2 separate regions of the Homo sapiens genome follow, and region 2 is linked to region 1. Evidence: chromatin loops called from intact Hi-C (ENCODE). Cell type or tissue: natural killer cell. All regions are shown on one strand. Region 1 has its middle 38 kb from the start of GZMK. Region 2 has its middle 9.5 kb from the start of ESM1.

Region 1 (2,500 bases):
AATAGCAATAGACATTTTGGGGCTCTCTGATGTTCTTGCCATCCTTACTCTAAATTCATTCACACCCAAAGTCTTCCTCGTGCTAGAATAAAGCCAGCATTCGATCCAAAAATACAACAGTTTGACCTGAGCTCTTCCGCCAAGATACAGTTCACTTGCAGTTGTGTGTTTCTAATGTTGGTGAAGAAAAGCCAGGAGCCTTCAATGTCCAGAAAGAGTTGGCAACACGGGTTGGCCAGTGGTGTCTATGTTGAGAGCTGGTTCACCTGCCCTCTTCAGAATGGTTGTCAAAATCTGTTCAGGAAGCCCTCAAGGAAGGCAGTTTTCAGGCTAGCCTATTGGTCCCCTCCCCCAGAGTATGTTAGTTCAGCATCTGTCTCAGAACAAGAACTCAGTAAATATCTCACAAATTAATGAATAAATAATTAAACCAATGAATAAATAAATGAAATTCTACAAGAAAAGTCCAACAAGCCTGGAAAAAAGCTGTGCCACCATTAGTTATTCTAATACCCCTGCTCCCCCGTCACTGAAGGAAATAGATGCTGCACTGGGAGGACATGTCATCTTCATCAAACCCCTGCCCGGTGGAAACACCAGGCAGGCAATAAGCCCCACAGAGCCCTCTCTCTGCACATTCCCATCCCTGTGCCTCACAGTCCCTTCCAACATAGGAGCCTGAGGATAGATCACAAACTTCCCAGCTGTTCCCTAGAGCCCTATCACCCAAGAAGGAGAAGGAGCTATGAGGAGGAGGCTGGGGTGGTAAGACTTGGGACCCCCACATGTATACACACATAGTCAGAGCAGCTCTGACTTTCATCTATTTTATATTTTAGTTTTCCACAGAAGATTCAATGAGGTGGGCAAGTTTCCTCTCAAAAAAAAAAAAGAAAGAAAGAAAACACTGGTCTAGCTGCATATTACATGACTATAATCTCCCAGAGGGCAAGAGACTGGAATTGTACCACCATCCCCTAATACCTGGTACAATGCCATGAACTTGATCGGGAAGTGTCTTGGGGCATCAGGCAAGAAGTGCCAATTACCTGGGTCCTAATCCCAGCTCCAACATAAACCTGCTGGGCAAGCTACATGATAAATACTGTTCCATCTTTACTCTTTAAAAAGTGCCACTCTGGAGATTTTTCTACACTAACATCTCCTCATGAATACCTCATTCATGATTTTATCAGCTTAGTTGAAATGTTTTATTTTAGCTGAAGACATCTGAATCGAGCCTTCACTTTCACATTCGGTCAGCATCCTGCACACATGCATATGCACACGCTCTCACCCGCTCCATTCCCCAACACCGCAACCCACATCCCACCACACCCCGCATCCCATCCTGCCGCCCAGGGCACCCTGGGACTCCCCTGCATCCCTCTTTAGATGCCAATTAAGAAAATAAATAGTTCTTATTATCCACTTACCCTTAAATACCTTCCTTGAGAAGTACTTACATCGTTTTTAATGAAGTGATCTGGTGGACAAAGCAAAAACTAATCCAAATTGCCAAGAGCCCCCAGAAGTCCCAATAATTAGTTCTATTCTATTCTCCCATAATGTAAGATATGGTTTTTAGCCTCTAAATATTTACTATTTATTATAGTAAGATGTGGTGTATCTAACTCAAACAGCTAGCGAGCTACCACTCTGCCCAACAGCTGTGCTTTCAAGTGGTTCAGTACATAACCACAAACACTGTGGCTGTATTGCTCTCTGTAAACACTATAAAAAGTCAAATATGCCTATATGCTTCTCAAGTTCACTCAGACCAAAAAAAAACTCACCTGTCCCATATACTATCAATAAAATAACTCCAAAAAGTCCAAATAAATGCAGAATAAACATTTAAAATACTCTAGGCTGGATATCTTTTTACATTGTAATTCACTGTAATTAGTCAAATCCTGTCAGAATGTTGATACAGGATATTTGGTGAACTGGTCAAGTTTAATCATCTCTCTAAAATGAATGGCAAGAATATATTAATATATTATAAGGTCACTCTCCTGTCAAAGGTACAATTAATATAGACAGCACAGGTAAGCCACCAAGGACTCCAAAAGTACAGAGAATAATGTAGAAACCTTTCCATATCTGTCAGCCCCTATCACCAGTTAACTATCAAATTTTGCCAATTCAACTACTTTTGAAAGGTCAATTTATAAATGTCTTATACTATAATCTTTTGTATGTGTGTTCACAGAAAATCAAACAGGCATGTGGCTGTTTGGGGGCAGAGAAATTAGAAGAGAGCACTATCCCCTCTGACGGGGCAGGTACTGCCTCATATGTTGCTTTGGGCTAAAACCCTGGGTCTCTAGGTGCTGAGAGAAGCTAGAAGGAAGGATGACAAAGTCTGTAATTCCTGGGAAATGAGACAGGCAGCATAGCCCATCCAGGCTCTGACTCACTTGGAGACCTTCTCTCTTCTGGCTCCATCCATCCCCCACGTCAATCATAACAAAGAGGAAATCAGCTTTGCCCTCGG
Region 2 (2,500 bases), 67 kb before region 1:
TCAAGTATCCCATATTTGGACAAGAACCTATGCTAAAAACAAGAAAATGCAGGGCATCTGATCTTACCAGGGAATATTGAAGGACACTTTGAAGGGGCCTGAGGGAAAAAAATCACTGAGTAATGCTATTTGGAAGAGGGGGCAACATGTGTGGCATGCTTCCTATGGTAACCTCTTCCTAATTGCTTGAAATACATACATATACATACACAAACACACACAAACACACACCCATAGAAACAACAGCAGCAACAACAACAACAATAACAGAACTTTGAGGGATTCACTTGATCAAATAATCCTACCCATGGAGAGCCTTCAAAACCGTTCACTTGCAATGTGAAAGCCACACAAGCCTGCTGAAGGAGAGCGCCTTTCCCCTTTGAGGGATAGGATATATACCAGAGCACTTCACATTCAATTAGGAGAGTTCAAGACTTCAAAACACAGAATAATGCTTCCTTCCACATACAGTCCCACTGCTAGGACAATTATAACATGCAGCTGATCAGAAACCTTCAATACCTGAAAAGAAGAGGTAGAAAGGAGAAGCAGGACCAATAAATGTGGCCCCAGAAAACTCCCCAAGCCCTAAATACACCAGAACTCTGAGCTTAGAGCTAGAAAACATCTAATTTAAGAAGTGGTTCAGGGAGAATTGTTTATTCAACTGCCAAAAAAAAAACAGAGTTTTTAAATATTTGATGGCTTAGAATTTTATAATTTATTTTCAAGTAAATATTTTTTAAACTTTTTTGTTCTTTTAAAATCTCTCTACAGTAGTATACTGTATTATATTAACATTAGTATTTACAGTCTAATAACTTGCTAAGGATTTCTTTTCATAAGAAAGAAAATGGACCAGAATGTAGGCAAATGTATCCATTCCTTGGTCAGTTTGGACTGCTATACTAAAATACCACAAACTGGGTGGCTTATGAACAACAGAAACTTATGTTTCCGTTTCAGAGGCTCGAAGTGTGAGATAAGGGTGTCAACATGGTCAGGGTCTGGTAAGAAACCTCTTCCAGGCTACAGATTGCCAACTTATCCTTGTATCCTCACATGGTAGAAAGGGAGCAAGAGAGGTCTCTGGGGCCCCTTTTATAAGGGCACTAATTCCATTCATAAGGGTTCCAACTTCATGCCCTAATTACCTGCCAAAGACCCCATCTTGTAATACGATCATTTTGGGGATTATGATTTCAACATATAGATTTGGGAGAAACACAAATATTCCATTCACTGTCATCTATAATTATGATAAATGTGGCCTGGGCCTGGGCCTGCTCCCCTTCATCCACCTGCTTAATCTTCTCCACCCATCAGAACACCTCACCCTTCAAGGGGCAAGGCTGGCATGCCAGTGTCTCTTTGATGTCCTCACCAACTTCCTCCAGGCCCAAATTAATCCCTTGCCCAACCCAAATTTTGCATTTCTGGACTTCTTGCACAGTCTTCTACATGCAGGGGCCCTCTAGTTCGCAATGAGCAAGAATCGTTTTATGATCATTGTGTGGTTTTCACAATGCCTGGCTTAGGTCTTACACATAGTAGATGCTCAATGAATGACATAGTGTCTAGAAAAAATATAAGCCAACTTCAAAGACCAGCCTCATAGAGCCCACCCCTCCATGGGAAAGTGAATGGGATAGTCCTCATCCCCTTCCTTCGGCTTCCTCCCACCTGCCCAAGGTCTCAAGGAGTGGTGTTTAAGGAGGGCTCTCTCTCTTCAACCAATTTTTTTTTGAGACAGACTCTCGCTATGTCACCCAGGCTGGAAGGCAGTGACGCAGTCTTGGCTCATTGCAACCTCCACCTCCTGGGTTCAAGCGATTCTCCTGCCTCAGCCTCCCGAGTTGCTGGAATTACAGGCGCCCACCACCACGACTGGCTAATTTTTTTGTATTTCTAGTAGAGGCAGGATTTCACCATGTTGGCCAGGCTGGTCTTGAACTCCTGGCCTCAGGCAATCTGCCCACCTTGGCCTCCCAAAATGCTGGGATTACAGGCATGAGCCACCATGCCTGGCCTCTTCAACTACTTTTAAAATTAAAATGCCAGAGGTCACTGTAACATTGCATCACTAACACATTAGTGGGTGGGAGTTTATCAAGTCACCTTCCTCTCTACCACCCTCTCTTGTACCAAGTGCACCACTCCCTGTGACCCCTGCCTCCTCCATCAGGAATTAAAGGGAGGTGGAAGCAGCAAATTGACTTCACAATATAGAGCATACACTCTGAAGGCAGACCATCCGAGTGGGAATCCTGAGTACACAACTTACTAACAGTACAAACTGAGCACAATGTTTAAATCTCTGGACTTCTATTTCCCAAGATGCAAAAAGAGACATACGAGAATACTTACTTCAATGCCTGGTAAGTAGTGAGCACTCAAAATATGTTGATGACAACATGGCCTTTGGCAGGGCCTCCAAGAGACATCCCTGCTGCCCCAGCTCCCCATGACCCCGTGATTCCTGGTCTCCTTAGAGCAC

Evidence for each region. A loop is a pair of places that touch in the nucleus more often than their neighbours do. Peaks named below come from ENCODE experiments on the same cell type or tissue, not always from the same donor. Only the 100,000 strongest peaks of a DNase experiment are listed, where the experiment ranks them.
Region 2: it touches region 1 in a loop (3-fold over the local background); 3 of 110 quality-filtered maps call a loop at or near these places.

What each region holds. Positions count from the first base shown.
Region 1 is chr5:55,060,933-55,063,432 of GRCh38, forward strand. No RefSeq gene overlaps it. Among named protein-coding and RNA genes, the nearest start is that of GZMK, 38 kb to the left of the region's middle. In natural killer cell, no CTCF peak of the experiment used is centred here; DNase peaks (open chromatin) are centred at 1,279 and 1,679; H3K4me3 peaks cover 1,040 bases; H3K27ac peaks cover 1,374 bases.
Region 2 is chr5:54,993,852-54,996,351 of GRCh38, forward strand. No RefSeq gene overlaps it. Among named protein-coding and RNA genes, the nearest start is that of ESM1, 9.5 kb to the left of the region's middle. In natural killer cell, no CTCF peak of the experiment used is centred here; no DNase peak of the experiment used is centred here; H3K27ac peaks cover 1,042 bases.